Linked DNA regions of Homo sapiens: region 2 is linked to region 1. A link is an interaction called in ENCODE POLR2A ChIA-PET data of the cell type or tissue named here. Cell type or tissue: PC-9. All regions are shown on one strand.

Region 1 (2,500 bases):
TTCTTGCCCCTCCTTTGCCTTGTTAACTCCTACTTCACCCTCACGTGTCATCACAGATCCTTCTAAAGGCAGCTTTCGCTGATTTCCCTGACCTCTTCAAATCTCCCTCTTCTACATGCTCATAAGGCCAGGCAAATATCCTTTGTGGCACTTCACACCCTAGAATTTTACATATAATTGTGTTTGCCTCTTTCCTCCACACCATTAAAAGATGTCCATGTCTGATTTGTTTCACTACTGTATCTCAGTACGTAGCATAATGACTGGCACATTAGAAGGCATTCAAGGCCGGGCGCGGTGGCTCATGCCTGTAATCCCAGCACTTTGGGAGGCCGAGGCAGGCGGATCACAAGGTCAGGAGATCGAGACCATCCTGGCTCACACGGGATGTGAGCTAATACAAAAAATTAGCCAGGCATGGTGGTGGGTGCCTGTAGTCCCAGCTACTCGGGAGGCTGAGGCAGGAGAATGGCATGAACCCAGGAGGTGGAGTTTGCAGTGAACCGAGATTGCGCCACTGCACTCCAGCCTGGCATTCAAACTTTTTTTAAATTAATAAACCACATCTTTTATTTTTATTTTTATTTAGTGAGTGTCTCGCTCTGTCACCCAGGCTGGAGGGCAGTGGTGCAATCTTGTCTCATTGCAATCTCCGCCTCCCAGGTTCAAGCGATTCTCCAGCCTCAGCATCCCAAGTAAGTGGGATTCAGGCGCGTGCCACCATGCCTGGCTAATTTTGTATATTTAGTAGAGATGGGATTTCACCATGTTGGCCAGGCTGGGCTTGAACTCTTGGCCTCAAGTGATCCACTTACCTCGGCCTCCCAAAGTGCTGGGATTCCAGGTGTAAGCCACTGCACCCGGCCAATAAGCCATATCTTTTATACAAAAAATTGTATAGATCTTGCCTCCAATGTACCATCGCTGTGAAGACAAGATTAATTTTCTAACCTAAACACAAACTGGGTTAAAAACTAGCCAAATAGTAGTAACAGAAATAATAATAAAATAAACATTTATTGATTACTTAGTATGTGTCAGGCTATGCAAAAGCTTTGCATTATTTAATTCTCACAAGGACACTATGAGCACACACTAGTATTCCTGTTTTACAAGTGAGTTAACTAAGGTTTAGAGGGATTAAGTATCCTGCTCAGGGTCATACTAAAAAGTGGCAGAGGCAGGAGTGAAACCAAAGTGTTTAATTCCAGGGCCTGTGCTCTTAACTTTTGTGACTTTCTGACTTGGGCAGCTTCCCAGTGATACTCAGGCCTAGACTGGGTGTGTCCCAAAAAGCAGGAGATAGGATTTGTGGTGGGAGACAGGTGTGAGGGGAAGGAGAGAGCAGAGAGGTGGGGCATTTACTGAGCACATTGTTTTTATCTTGTGAACTTAGTAAAACCAGTGTTAATGTGGCTTCTTATATAGAGCTTTGCATAATACTGATCTTTTAAAAGATACTGGGTTTATGGTGCCAGTTCTATTTTATTTTGTGGGTAAAGTTTTGGCCATGAAATGATTTGAGCATCAGCAACACCCTAGAGAAATTAAGTTTGTCATTGGAAAGAATTAGATCACTGTGTCTCAAACAGCTGTGAGTTAAAAGCGAAACAGATGCTTTTGTTTAAAAAGTAGGGATCTATTAACTGACAGAAAGAAATGGAAGAGAACTAACAGTTATTGAGCCCCTGCCATTGCTCTTTTAACAATGAGCGAACAAGTGTAGGATCTGGCTCAATAAATAGAACAAAACCATATAATCCAAAGCTGCCTTTTGCAATAAGAGCTAATTTGGAGCCTTGTGGGTTTTCATAAGTGGAAGAGTGTATGTCTGAATCAAGCTCCCAATTTTCCATTAAGATCTTCAACTCTGAGACAATATATTATGCTCCTCTATAACCATATGGTGATGTCACTATTTTGCTACTATGAAATTCTTAATAAATAATGGCCTAATTACAGATGTAATTAATTTCATACTGTGAATGTTTTCTCAAAACATTGTAGGTAAATGTATTTTAAGAAAGTGAACTGTACTTTAAATCCACTAAGAGAAATAGTTCTTTAAAGGAATCCCTGAGGATTCTCTTAAATAAGAGAATCTTTAGTAATGTATATGTCTGCAAACTAATTTTTGTTTTTTTCAAATATGGACTTTTGTGTATTGAGTTTTTTAAAGTAAGATTCATCTCTTTTAAGGATGGTTGTTTTAAAAAATCAAAATATCCTTGTTTTTAGCAGAGTTTTTGATTATATCAATTATTCTTACAGTAAAAGTTAGAGTTTATTCGTTGAATGACGACTTGAAGCCAGCCAAAAGAGAAACTGTCTTAACTTTCATAGTAAGTATTTTATTTATTTAAATAATACTTTAATTCATTTTTCAGGACAAGAATCTCATTTCATAACCCTGTCCTCACACTACACTAAATCATTCAATGTTCCATAAATGGTTATTGAACATCTGCAATGAGTATAGAATCATAGATCTATACCTCTG
Region 2 (2,500 bases), 160 kb before region 1:
TAAAGGCAATAAAGATCTTTTACTTACATATGAACTTGATTCGAATACTTTCTGTAAAATGTGGAATAAAGTGAATTTTAATTGTCCCGGTAGTTGTATACAAGTTATAGAATATTACCAGGATTTTTTTTTTCATTTATGGGGATTGTAATGTTAAGTGGGCTCATGTTTTCAGAGTTTGAACCAGACCAGCATTTCCTGTCCTTTTTTTTAGACTCAAGAGTTCTCTAAGTAAAGCAAAAGTACTGTTAAATAATAGGGGAAGAATTTTTTCCCTTCCAAAGTTAGGTAAAAATATATTCCTCACCTTAACAATAGTATGTTTCATGTTCAAGAAATGAGACTGAGAAATCTTTTGTTAAAGCAACATTAAGCCTATTTAGTATTGAATATAATTCTACTGCAAATACTTTTGACTGAAATGTATTAATATCAGTCAACTATGGGAATATATTTAAATCTAGACAGTATCTTCTTAGAATAAGAAAGGGAAGACCTGTTGTGAGTGTTGGTGGCTACAGTGTTAAATGTTTTCTGCCTTTGTTTACTGAAATTAGTAAGTTTGAGTAGTTTTCCTTTAATTCTGCTTTTATGGTTTTTATTTGTAATTTTTAAAGAAACGAGCAAGAAAAATGTGTGGTGTGGTGAGACAGAGCCCTGGTATTAAATCCGAAATAGTGATCATTTCTTTTATTTGGAAATAGTTTCTACTATATGAATGTTTGTAATTTTAAGATACATTTTCAAAATTAGTTATCTCACATTTAATGAATGTATGATAATTAGCAGGTACACAAATTAGTACAACTAAAATTGGGTCACAATTTTATGATAGTCTTTAAAGCATTTGAAGTAGAAATTTGGGATTGTTAGAAGTCATAGCTTTAACATAAAATAGAAGGAGCAAAGTATGTACAGCTACAACCTTTAGTTAGAAGAGGGAAAGAAATTAGGAAAATCAAGGGAGAAGAGCACAGAAGAGACAGTAATTTGAAGGTGACTAAGTGATTACTTTTACCCAGGTTTGAATGGGGAAAGAATTTAGAAGAATTAAAAATTGATTAGAAGAGTCGGAAGAATTCAAGTTAAGAAGTTAATAATCTTTAAATATTTTTAATGTAAGAGATTACTTTTCCCCCTTGTGTTTGGCATCTGGTTCAGAGATCAGGTAAATAATCCAGACCAGTTTTAGTCTCAGGACCAAGTTCATTCTTAAAAGTTTTGAGTTCCTAGTGCCTGGAAAAGGGAATAAAGTTGTTGTGATGTTCAGAATCAGTTAATCTAACTAGAAAAACTCCCTTTCCTGAAAGAACTGGTTAAGGGAGTTTTCTGTGATGCAGGAGACTGATTATAAATGTGTTAGAACATGCCAAACTGGAATGGGTAACAAGGCTTCTACTTTCACTAAATGTAATACAGATAGCTAAGTGAGAAGACTGTAGTGTGTGGAAGTGATTAATACTTTACTGTAATTAACAACTTCCTCTTCCCTTATAATAATACACTTGTTTTAAATATATATTCTTTCTACGGGTTCAATGTTGTTATATAGAACTTTTGCTTGAAATATGGTATATAGTAAGGTGATAATTTCAGTAAATAAATTTCTCCAGTCATATTAAATGTCTGGCTTGTGTAATGTGACATTGACAGAAACACTAAAAGCCAGGCTTAAAAATACTGTAAGTCAGATTTTTTTAAATGGGTGAAATCTTTATATGTATAAATAATTTTTGTCTTAAGCTGAAAGCTGGTTTGAGAATAAACTTTATTGAAAGTTATTACCAGTTTTACAGTTCAGCCCCTTGTTTCTCTCTAGGACCTAGCACGTGTCTTACACATTCAGATAATTCATTTGAATAAATTGGAAAGTTTTTTGTTTTCTTTTTAAGTAGAAGAGAAATTAGAATTCTTTAGGTTAAGTCTATTTGAGGGTAAGAAATGGGCTGTGATCTTTTGAAATATCTTCTAATACACAAGCTTTCAAATTTTGCAACCATAAGTACAATTTTATGACATTATTTCTTTCAGTCCCTAGAATAGTGTATGGGAAGCACTTACTATGTTGTTAATCTGGCTGGGCACAGTGGCTCATGCCTGTAATCCTAGCACTTTGGGAGACTGAGATGGGAGGGACGCTTAAGGCCAGGAGTTCAAGACCCAAGACCAGCCTGGTCTTCAAAAAATGTGTGTGTGTGTGTGTGTGTGTGTGTGTGTGTGTGAGTGATAATCTGCAAGTCCTGTATTAGGTTGAGCTATATGAAAATGCCAATAAACTTTGACTTGAAAAATCTATAGGAAGAACAGTTTCATGTGATTCAGTCTAGTTCCAACATTGATTTGGAAATCATACGATTGCTCTTTGCGCTGCTAACTGTTGATTTAAAGTAGAGTAAAAACGTTGTTTTGTGTTTATAAATTAAGTGGTTCCTTTATATACCATTCTGTTTAATATCAGAGTTCTGAACAAGTAGATCATTAGTAACTTACTTGATCAGTT

What was found. ChIA-PET counts read pairs that join two places held together with the same protein. Peaks named below come from ENCODE experiments on the same cell type or tissue, not always from the same donor. Only the 100,000 strongest peaks of a DNase experiment are listed, where the experiment ranks them.
Region 2: POLR2A ChIA-PET joins it to region 1 with 7 read pairs; 2 of 35 experiments call an interaction of 5 or more read pairs at or near these places.

What each region holds. Positions count from the first base shown.
Region 1 is chr9:121,037,723-121,040,222 of GRCh38, reverse strand. C5 (complement C5) reads left to right here. Exons shown (of 41, transcript NM_001735.3): 4 at 2,272-2,342. Among named protein-coding and RNA genes, the nearest start is that of C5, 11 kb to the left of the region's middle. In PC-9, no CTCF peak of the experiment used is centred here; no DNase peak of the experiment used is centred here.
Region 2 is chr9:121,193,817-121,196,316 of GRCh38, reverse strand. All of the region lies in intron 1 of RAB14 (RAB14, member RAS oncogene family), which reads left to right. Among named protein-coding and RNA genes, the nearest start is that of RAB14, 6.8 kb to the left of the region's middle. In PC-9, no CTCF peak of the experiment used is centred here; a DNase peak (open chromatin) is centred at 1,356; H3K27ac peaks cover 1,040 bases.